4 separate regions of the Homo sapiens genome follow, and regions 2, 3 and 4 are each linked to region 1. The links are chromatin contacts, found by Hi-C or POLR2A ChIA-PET in ENCODE. All regions are on one chromosome and are shown on one strand. Each heading gives the region's core, a stretch centred on a gene start or an enhancer-like site at or near the end of the contact. The rest is flanking DNA. Distances are from core to core; before and after follow the strand shown.

The links. A loop is a pair of places that touch in the nucleus more often than their neighbours do. ChIA-PET counts read pairs that join two places held with the same protein, here RNA polymerase II (POLR2A). Pooled maps may share reads with other maps.
Region 2: a map of GM12878 shows a loop between it and region 1 (3-fold over the local background). The contact joins the enhancer-like site here to the promoter of CSTF2T in region 1. A Hi-C loop is called at or near these places in 1 of 168 maps with a recorded cell type or tissue (GM12878). POLR2A ChIA-PET finds 5 or more read pairs at or near these places in 1 of 52 experiments (naive thymus-derived CD8-positive, alpha-beta T cell).
Region 3: a loop to region 1 is called in a pooled map, with 7 times the contacts of the local background. The contact joins the enhancer-like site here to the promoter of CSTF2T in region 1. A Hi-C loop is called at or near these places in 7 of 50 pooled maps.
Region 4: a loop to region 1 is called in a pooled map, with 2.9 times the contacts of the local background. The contact joins the enhancer-like site here to the promoter of CSTF2T in region 1. A Hi-C loop is called at or near these places in 4 of 50 pooled maps.

Annotation. Positions count from the first base shown.
Region 1 is chr10:51,698,307-51,701,006 of GRCh38, forward strand. It overlaps CSTF2T (cleavage stimulation factor subunit 2 tau variant), which reads right to left and starts at 1,289. Exons shown (of 1, transcript NM_015235.3): 1 at 1-1,289. The coding sequence starts at 1,243. The region is part of intron 3 of PRKG1 (protein kinase cGMP-dependent 1); the gene reads left to right. RefSeq lists enhancers at 977-1,556, 1,681-2,369 and a silencer at 2,123-2,417.
Region 2 is chr10:50,652,344-50,655,101 of GRCh38, forward strand. No RefSeq gene overlaps it. Among named protein-coding and RNA genes, the nearest start is that of SGMS1-AS1, 29 kb to the left of the region's middle. Within about 2 kb of position 1,273, at least 2 of the 41 ENCODE cell types and tissues checked have a DNase peak (open chromatin) inside an H3K27ac peak, as active enhancers do.
Region 3 is chr10:50,537,922-50,540,621 of GRCh38, forward strand. The region is part of intron 2 of SGMS1 (sphingomyelin synthase 1); the gene reads right to left. Among named protein-coding and RNA genes, the nearest start is that of SGMS1, 85 kb to the right of the region's middle. RefSeq lists a silencer at 628-922 and an enhancer at 915-1,124. Within about 2 kb of position 1,295, at least 5 of the 41 ENCODE cell types and tissues checked have a DNase peak (open chromatin) inside an H3K27ac peak, as active enhancers do.
Region 4 is chr10:50,430,540-50,433,239 of GRCh38, forward strand. All of the region lies in intron 6 of SGMS1 (sphingomyelin synthase 1), which reads right to left. Among named protein-coding and RNA genes, the nearest start is that of ASAH2, 180 kb to the left of the region's middle. RefSeq lists an enhancer at 1,308-1,527. Within about 2 kb of position 1,337, at least 7 of the 41 ENCODE cell types and tissues checked have a DNase peak (open chromatin) inside an H3K27ac peak, as active enhancers do.

The sequences.
Region 1 (2,700 bases), core at 39-2,538:
AATCTCTACCACCTCTACCATCCATAGGTAGACCCCTTTGATCTATCATGGGGCCTCTGGGCTCTCCAATTAGCAGTCTGGGATCTCCTAATGGCCCTCCCCTCATCTCATGTGAGGAAGGGCCACGAGTGTCATGACCAGAGGCATGATGCATGGGGGGACCCTGATGGGGTGGACCCAGATAACCTCTGGGCTCCACTTCTCCAGTGACTGAAAGCAAAGTCCCTCCACGTGGGTCATTTGGAGCATCTCCTAACAGTCCTCGAGGAGGCAGACCACCAGGAGTCACGGGTCCGCGAGGTATAGGAGCTCTAGGATCTGACATCTGCACTTGTCCCCGCTCTAAAGGCACTGGGCCAACCCCTGGCATTCCAAGTTGGGGCTGCATTGCTCCTCCAGGAGTTAAGGAACCAGGACCAGCTCCGGGAACTGCAGCTGGTATTGGCCCTGGAGCTGGAATTCCACCCTGGATAGGAGTCTGCATCAGAGGAGGAATGTCCTTCACAGGTCTTCTAGCCAAATGCTGAGGCTGAGGAGCTGGAGGATTCTGCTGGTTCAGCAGAACATTAGGTCCTGGGCAGAGCCCAGGGCCAGGGCCAGGGCCAGGGCCAGAGACAGACACAGACTGAGATTTGCCTGGGATCAGTGGTGTGACATGTATCTTCCGATGCAGAATTTTCAGAGCAATCTCTGGATCCATGATTCTCATCACTACTTGTGCCTGCAACAGTGCATAAGCCAGTTGTGGATTTTGAAGTAACATGTTTCGAGCTTCCTGGTGGCTGTTTTGGACACAGAGCTTCATCTGCTTCATCAGCTCAAACATCTGCTCCGGGGGGAGACTGGCTACTGCTCTGGTAATCGATTCAGGGGCATCTTCTGGATCGATGGGATCCCCATAGGGTGAGTCAATAATGGGCGCTGCAGGCCCAAGGCTCTTTAACTCCTCCTTATTCTTTTCACTGGCAGCATTGTCCACCCGAAGCGCTCTCCCACTGAACTCCCGCCCATTGAGGTTCCGCATGGCACTAAGCGCGGTCTCCTGGTCTTGGTATTCGCAGAAGCCATAGCCCTTGGGTTTTCCCGTCTCTCTATCGTATACCAGCCGGAAACTGACAACAGAACCAACCTCCGAGAAAATGTCCTTTAACTGCTCCTCAGTTGCCTCATATGGAATGTTCCCCACGAACACGGAACGCAGTGATCGATCCATTGCCGGGTCTCTCACCGCCAAACTCGACATGATTCCGGTTGTGCAGACAGCCGATAGCGGATTCTTCGAGGCGTCTGTCCTCTTGCGACCGACACTTCCGCTGAGCAACGGAAGCGGCTTTCAAGATCCGGGCAGAAACTTTACTAATTCGCTTGAATCGTTCCGCTTGCCTGTGGAACCTGCATCCCACTAACAACTTATCTAATGCTTTCAGTCCCTGATCCTTCATGGTTCTGTCAGCTTCTTATTACAGAGTCGCATGATTCCTTTCCCATTTCACGTTCCGCTGACTTTCTGTGGGGCCCCAACAGCCCCACTACGACACGCTTGGTACGAGATGACCACAGTAAAGATGGCCGCATAGACTTCACCGTAGTAACTGGGAGGGGACTCTTCCCTTGACGTCAAAGGCGGTTTTGCTTCCGTTCCGCTGGCGGGAAACCGCCAACCGAAAGCGGATTTAAGGCGGCGTGTTTTTCGTTCTGACAAAGTATTTTCATGTGGCCTTTTATTATAGTATAGTTAAGCTAGATTTAAAATCACATTCCAGACTGAGGGAAAAGCGTAGTCGTTTCAGCACATTTGAGATTTGCCCCTTAAACTAAAACAGTATTATATCTCCTTTTTAGAACAACGTTTTTGGAAATTAACTGACAAGAAATATAAACTGAAGCGTGTGCCGGCTGGGCCCTGCCCCCATTCTGTTGCTTCCTATAACCGCTGTTAATGGATGGGTGGCAGACCCTTCTAGGTTTTTCCTGAGCACACGGGCAGCCGTCGTGCTATTCCTAATATTACGGTTTTCTTCCTTAATAACAACCGATTTCAATATTAATTGGTGATTAAATAAATTAGTGATTAATTAGTTATTAGTATTTTATGGCTTCAGAGTATGGAATAAAGAAATTTACTTAACTATCCCTACGTTGATTGGTTCTGATTTTTATTATATCATGCAGTGAGTCCACCACTTCCATGAAGGGAGAAACAAATAGCGGGTGTTTGTCTTCTGCTGTTAGCTTTGCAGGTAGGAGTTAAAACATATTCAGTGTGGTGTTTCCCCGCCTGCAATTCGAAGCTAGAACTGAAGCTTGGAGAGGGCTAGGTAAATTCCCAAGGACAAGCAGCTGGAAAGAGGCCAAGTCAGGATTCTAACCCAGCTTGGTCTCGCATAGCTCCAATTCTACACTGCCTTACGTGTATTGAATATATGAAATGAAGCTAGTGTGATTGAAGAAATGAATTTTAAATCTCATTTTTTATTTAAATATAAAAACTAATGTTCAGTAAGCTATTGGAAAACTTTTTTAGTATTTAGAACAACTTGGATATAGAATCTACTTTTGCAATAATAAATTGTGTTCTAAATAAAAATCATTTTGAAGAACACTAAGACAAAAAATAAAAACAAATAAAAAGAAAGTATTTCCAGTCAAAATTTAACATACTGGTTGAGGTGTGCCATACATGTAACATACATGAAAGAT
Region 2 (2,758 bases), core at 23-2,522, 1.0 Mb before region 1:
TTATTTTCTCACAATTTAGGATTAGAGTCAAGGATAATGAGTATTGCGTCTGATGAAAATATGTGTTGGTTCCCACATTTTACCACTACCGGCACAGCTACGTTTTTAGTCCTTTTATATTTAGCAATTTCAATGGACTGAATTGTGTCCTGTTAAAATTCATGTGTTGAAACCCTAATTCCCAAGGTGACTGCATTTGGAGATAGGGCCTTTAAGAGGCCATTAAGATTTAAATAAGTCATAAGAGTAAGGCTCTAATTTGATAGGATTGGTAATCTTGTAAGAAGTGTCAGAGAGCGAGGCAGGATAGGGGAGAAAGAGGAAGACAGAAAGAGAAGGGGATAGAGAGAGAGAGAGAGATCTCTTCCCACCCTTTGAGAACACAGTGAGAAGGCAGCCATCTGCAAGCCAGGGAAAGAGTCCTCACCTGACACTGCTGCCAGACCTTGCTCTTGGACTTTCCAGCTTCAAGAACCATGAAAAAAAATAAATGTCTATTGTTTACGTTACTCCATCTATAGTATTTTGTTATGGCAGCCCTAGCACACTAAGACAATGACCTTTTAATGACTTATTGACTTATTTCCTGCCTGTGTAATATTATTCATATTACTATGGCTCTTATATACAATTAGGTATATACTTAAACCTTAGTATATTTATAGAAACAGACAAAGCATTAACAGTGCATTTCTGAAGATGTTTTTCAGATGCACTATCACGCAAGCACACAAGACAGCAGGTGATAGTGCCAGCAATTACTGCAGGATTGACTCCAAATCCCATCATCCTGGGAGGAACTGGCAAGAGAAGATCATGAAACTTGTCAATAGCATTGCTACTATACGAAATAAGAATGACCCAGATAGTTGATGAAACCAAGATTAGGATTTGCTGTAAACACTAGTGTCTGTACATATATTAATGTCTGAGGAGATAGGGTTGGAATTTTACAAATCATATTCGTTCAGAATTGTAAACATACAAAACGATTTTCCTGCTCTCTACTGGAGCAGCACCATCTGCTGGACCCACTCAAAATGCAAATTCTCCAACCCTGATGGAACTAAGCAAAGTCAGCAGCCTCCTCTACCTGCTCCTTTTCTGGACCCTAACATCCCCCTTCTTGTTTCCTGACACTGGCTGACACTTCCTTCCTGTGCTCATAAATATAGATTAGCTATTTATATTTCTTGTTTCCATTATGTTTCCTGCAGCTTTGTTCCCCGTGTATAATGTATGTTAGGAGAATGAATGTGAGGAATCTCTGTCAGGAGGTTTTTAATAAAAAAGGTCGTCTTTAATTTTGCAGAGAAGAACCTTGAAAGGGGAAGCTATTTCAAGGGTGTAGTCCTCCTTAAGCTCAGTTCTTTTCCCAAATACAGTGTGTGTGTGTGTGTGTGTGTGTGTGTGTGTGTGTGTGTTATCACTTGCCTAGTTTCCTGTCTCTATTTCTAACCTGTTGACCTCTAAGCTCCAAATTTCCCTCCTCCGACCTTTTCCTCTTTCCTCTTTCTCCTTTCTGGCTCCGCAGACTCTGAGGCTAAACCTGTTCTTAGCCAGAAGATGTGTAACAAGCTCCACACTCAATGCTAATCTATTGCTGATTCAGCCCTTGCCTTTACCCTGGTTCTAGCAGATTCTTACTGAACGCACTTCCCATACTCAACCCTCAGTTCCCTTAGTGAACTTTGCCTGTTTAACCTAATGCCTGAGTGCCTTCCTTAATTATCTGCCCAGATCCTCCATTTTTTTGTGGCTCTCATGGGGGAAAATGTTGGGAGAACAATTTGAATAAAAGAACATGCCAAGATTGCTGGGAGATGGTTGAAAAAAAATCAGTGATGGTGTGTAACACCATAACACAGCATTGAACTCCCTGGAGAGCCAACTCCAAGATGGAGACCAATGTGTAGGAGGTTTATTAGGGTGTTCCCATGTGGTCAACACCCATGGAAAGAAAGCAGGATGGAGCAGAGCTAGTAGTTGAACTGCAGCACAGCCTCAAAGCCTCAGGCGATCCTTCAGGGAGTTCTAAAAATAAGATAACCCTTCCAAGGTGACTTGACTGGGGACAAGAGAGGTCTCAACCTTCATACCTCTTGTCGATCAGCCACTGGCTGTGGGCCTCCAGCAGGGGCTGTGACCTCAGGCAAAGAGTCTATCTGCAACTAAGGCAGGGGCTGTGACCTCAGGCAAAGAGTCTATCTGCAACTAAGGCAATGCCCCAACGGAAGTGACCCAGAGAGCTATCATCTAGCAGCAAGGAAAGTAAGTCCTCAGGAGACTTGGTCTTTCCTAAAGGAGAATAAGTCTTTCCTGAAGAGACATCTGGGCAGTGCATCCCAGTGTTCCCTACCCTTATGTCATCTCACCTCCAGGAAGTACCATTACTTCCTCTGCCTAGTACACAACATATTTTATTTTTCATCTCACTCTCAATCTGGAAGTGATTCCAAACCCCAATTCCAAACACTAGAAGGATTAACCCCTCTTGCGACAAGCAGCCCCAGAAGAAGGTGCACAGACAGTGCTGAGCAGCACAGGGAGTAGTTGAGGAGAACACAGTGAAAGGAAAGCAGAACCTGTTCCATGGGGGTGAAGAACCAGAAGCCAAAATTTCACAGAGCATACGCATGAAAGACAAGATACCATGGATAGAGTGAACTTGGAATAGGTAGCAATGGAGACCTTCCCACAACTGCGAAATGATTGGCCAGGAGTCAATGACCTAGAATATAATAATCAAAAACCATGA
Region 3 (2,700 bases), core at 45-2,544, 1.2 Mb before region 1:
ACTGCATCTATTAAGCCATATGAATCCCATTACATATTAAATGTTTGGTCAGTTCTCAAGAAGGCACTGCTACTCAGGAGGCTGGGGCAGGAGGCTTGCTTGAGCCCAGCTATTCAAAGTTACAGTGAGCTATGATTATGCCACGGCACTCCAGCCTGGGCAACAGAGTGAGATCCTGCTCTGGAAATACAGAGATTAAACAAATAATAATAAGGTGCTGGATAAGATGCAGATAAAACCAAAGAGCTTATCAGGGGTGGGTGGGTGGGCTCACACCTGTAATCCCAGCACTTTGGGAGGCCGAGGCAGGCAGATCATGAGCTCAGGAGATCGAGACCATCATGGCTAACATGGTGAAACCCCGTCTCTACTAAAAATACAAAAAAATTAGCCGGGCGTGGTGGTGGGTGCCTGTAGTCCCAGCTACTCAGGAGGCTGAGGCAGGACAATGGCATGAACCCGGGAGGCGGAGCTTGCAGTGAGCCAAGATCATGCCACTGTACTACAGCCTGGGCTACTGAGTGAGACTCCATCTCAAAAAAAAAAAAAAAAAAAAGAGATAGCTTATCAGGGGTGCCTTCAGCATTCTGGACAGGACAATCCTTCATTAAGTGGGACCCTCCCACTCCCAACTACTGAAAGGTATTTAGCATCCCACACCCTCAGGACATTAAATCCTGATATACACACCCCTCATCATCATGACCACTGAAAATGTTCCCACACATTTCAAAACACCAGAGGAGAGGGATGACACCATTCCCCACTGACAACTTCTGTGTCTACTTAGTGGGATGGAATTCACATTCAGGAAATGACAGAAAACAATACTGATCTGGAGGTGGAACTGTGAGATAAAAGCTGTAAGTATCATTAAGTGGTCAAAGGCGATCCAAAAGAGTAGAGCAAGTTTTGATAAGAACAGGAGATGGAGACTTGTAACCTTCCCCAGAATCCAGTCCAGGGTTAAAGTCTGCCATGAAATGCCTTCTCATCAACACCCTGGATTTCCCCTACTTAAGCTGATTACATGAACTAATACAAGGAAACCACCGAACTCGGTGAGCAGCACATCCTACACACTTGGCAATGCCAACTTTTAAAACACAGGTATTGTTCCTGTCCTCCTGCTCAGGGCAAGCGTTCTTGCCATGTGGGCATCCAGGGAGGGCAGAACAGTGACAGCCCTGGTGAGCATGAAGGGCACTGCTGGCCTTCCCCTGCCGGGCTTCTCCAGAGGACTCAACCATAGGCCCCACCCATTCACTGCTGGACTGAGGAGATCTGACCCCTGTCTAGTTCCTTCCCGCCTGTGTCAGCTGTGGTCAAAGGGCCATTGTTCCCGGAAGGCCAGTGTGTTTTAGCCATCTAGGAACAATGCCCCTTGTTGATCCTCTGTGCTCCAGTTGAATAAGGTCATAGACTGTTTTCAACCTTAGTCACAATCAATATCATCACCTTTTATTGTATAGTGTTGGCATTGATATGTTTTCTGATAACATCTATATGCTCAGGTGAGACTGAAAAGGTCGGTGAATGAGCCATCTTTTATGGATCCTGTTCGAAATTTATTAATGACACAGTATACACTAAGTATTATATGGGACCTGATTCTCAAACTTATGGAGCTTATTTAAAGTACAAAGTGATCACTTTAAAATGCAGTTTTCTGGGCCTCTCAAATTCTGATTCAGTAAGTTGTGGGGGCATGAACCTGCAAATTAACCATCCCCACATGTTTCTGATACAGGTGATCCATGGGTATGCTTTGTGAAACACTGCCACAGAATGATAGTAAACTGAATTTAAAATGAGCATCTTCTTCTTGATGTTTTATATTCTATCTCCTTGAAATGGATCTTTCACTAGCAAAATAAACATTAAGTAAAAGTCCAATGGAAACAAGAAATCAACTTAATTATGAAAGAAAATTAGAGTCCCTGCTGTAAGGCTCATATATAGACATGATAAGCCTATGCAACTGAAAGTTTAATTTATGTGTATATAAAATTTACATTTTAGTCTGCATAAGAGAGTGGCTAAACAGAAAATGATTATTTATGTCAAAGCATACTGAATGTAATTATACAACCTTATATTTGAATATGCTCTACTAATTTTTCAGTATTTCTTACTTAATCTTCATGAAAGAATTATCTTATCTTACAATCTGATGACCTGTATTAGACTGGCATGAAAATTAAGGCATGAAAAGTTTATGCAACATGTTTAAAGGTCAATACAAGGACCTAAACATCCAGAAGGTGATGACATTTTCTGCTAGATTAGAAATGTCAAATAGGTTTCATGCCACATGCCAATTCACACAGACCAGTAGAGTACTAAGAAAGCCAGCCCAGGGGAAGGATGTGGTGATAAATTAGTAATAAATAGACTGGCTCGTCTGGCAGGTAAAAAAAAATGGTGGCATCTGTGCCACACCTCATGCTAGATATGCCAACTCTCAGAGTATTTAGCAGCACTTAAAATACTCACAATTACCACTACTCTCATTCTTTCACTCAACAAATATGAATAAGCATCCACTATATGCCAGCCACTAGACATATACCAACAGACTGCTATCAAGGGGGTCAATGTCATGCAATAAGGTGGTTTCTAACCTAAGGCTTTCTCTGACAAAATGAGATTTAAGGGGGAACTAAAGAAATAATTAAAGTCAACAATTTGAAAAAAGAG
Region 4 (2,700 bases), core at 87-2,586, 1.3 Mb before region 1:
AATAGTTTTTGCATTCTAAAGTTCTATCCAATTAGCAATGTTAACTTTTATAGTTTCATAAAAGGTACTTTAATAAAAAGGCATTAATCATTAAATATCTAATCCACATATCATCTGCTCCTGAATCTCATCCCTGATCTAGCCCACTCCTCTTGCCACCCAGGTAATTTCTCTTTCTCTTCTGTTTTCTGAGTATTTTATATGTCTTTTATAATACCTACCACATTCAGTTTGAAATTATAGTTTTCTCTTTTCAGGTTTGATTATCAATTCCTAAAGTGCAATAAGTCTGTCTTATTTGTACTGAAATGTATCGTCAAAAGCAACGAGTCCCAAGTATCTAGTAAACATATTTTTGTTTATATCAACAAACATGAGTTTGTTGATATGAACATAATGCAACGCTATAAAATTTGCGCATCTAAAGACTATACACATAGCATCTCTCTAATGAAGAAATCTTCTATACAAGGGATGTTTGGAAACCACATAAGGCCCATTCTGTTAAGAGAGATGATAATATAAGTCAGAATGTTATATCTATAATAAAATTTCTGTATTAAATTATTATTTCCATGTTTGCTTTCAAAGTACAAAGACACACTTATTTAAATTAAGCCAAAGGTAATTATTTCATAATCCAAAGGCAAGTCTCTCAGATTTTAACCACGAGCTTCCTCTTGAAATGAACACAGATTACTTTTGCAGTAATCCAAGTCCATCCCTGACTCAGCGGGAACTATAAATACCTTTTGTTTTAAGAGGAAATCGGGGAAATGAATGTTTTACAATTATGTAAGTCTGATTCAAAGAACTGACACAAGCAAATGTTTTGAAATATCCAAGGCATTTTTGTAAGGTTCAATAAAAAATGTGTTTTGAGAACTAGGTGGGTGAGATTTAAAGTAAAAACAACAAACACAATCTTAGCTGTTACTTAGCAATTTCAGGGTTCGATTGCTTCCTTCTAAAGGGCAAGTTAGAAAACTGAAGAAGTTGCTTCTAGAAGAAACATTGAGATGTCTGATCTGGTTTCGTTTTTTTCCTCCATTTCACTCCCTAAGATTTTAATCAAGCCAAGATGAACCTTAAACTGCCCAGGTTTTGTTTTGTTTTTACTCTCTCCCTAGAGGCAATTGGGTTTCCATTAAAACTTAATTTTGAATCAAAAGCAAAGCTGCATGGAATGCTTAGTTGGGAGGAATCCTGACTACTTGTCTCTGTAGCACCACTACCTGAAGGAATTTAAGATTTGAAGGAATATGGGGAAGGGAGAGAAGGAAGTTCAATAGGCAGTGAGCAGAATGACTGATCGCCAATACTAGCACTTGGAGATCAGTTTAACAGCCAGAATAGGCAAGCGATGCCAGGGGTCAGTTATGAAGCTGAGTCAACAACTCAAGAAACTGTTCTAAATTCTAAATTGGTTTTGGCATCTATTTTCAATTCCAGAAACAATATGAGCATGACAACTTGAGTTACAGCAAGCACTGACTCAAAACCAAACCTTGTTTTTATTCATCAAATGAAACTCTTACCACCACGGCTGAGGCAGATAATTAAAGAATTGTGGCTTAGAAATGTCTTCACAACAGGAAACCTACAATTAGTGGTGTATTAGAGCCAACTTATACCAGGCCACTAGAACCAATTGTTAAATTCTCAAAATTTTTAGCAAGCTGGTTGTTAAACACAGTCATTATTAAAAGTTAAATTATATAAACAAAATTAAAATAAATCATACTAAAAACAAAGGTAATAAATACTCAAATCTCATCACTTCCTATTATTTTACTGTTAAGCATGCTCTTGAGGTGATTTGTAACTACTGTATCTGGTTGGTAGAAACTATATAATGCTGTGCTACTACATAAGACTTCCCAGCCTCGCTTTCAGTGACTTTTGCTGGTAGTTTAAAATGAGCCAGCCACAGCAGTGGTACTTACACAATGGAAACCTGCAAACATGACAACCCCTCCTTCTGACATTGCCAGCTTGTTAACATCTACCTGCAGATACTACCTATAATGTTAATCACCACAGCTTGGCAATAGGTAAGGAACTTGAGCTGGCCAATCTTTTGAGATAGAATAAAGGCCTATAGATTATAAATCATGACACAAATATAAGGAAGAAAAGTAAATATGATTTATTGTGCCAGTAACTATACTGTGCCAGTCATAGCACAAAGTACTTTCCACAAACTTTAATTTTATGAGAGATAGTATCAAATCCAATATACAGATGAGTTGACTAAGGTTCTGAGAGGTTGAGTAACTACTAAAAAGCACAAGAGCAAGAGTGAGGCCTAGGATTGTCTGACTCAAAAATATATGATCTTTCCACTAAGCTACCCCACTTACTAACATTATTGTTATCACAGTGAAACCAAAATCAACCATATGTAACTGTCAGATAATTAGCAAACATTAATAGCCTCTGATGTACATAAAAGTAGCATACATGAAGAGGGATATGGAGAAGATGTAGACAAAGAACTCAATTTTAATCATATTCACCAAATTTGTTCATATTTACTTCAAAATATGCCCACAGAAAAAAATACGTGAGTGAGAAATGGAGCCCAAGGAAACCACTAGGACCAAAAATATCTGCATATCCTAAGGGTTATTCCAAGCTTAATTTAAATGCTGACCATGTGCAGGGAATTCTCTTAATTCTTCAAATACTTATGCTCTG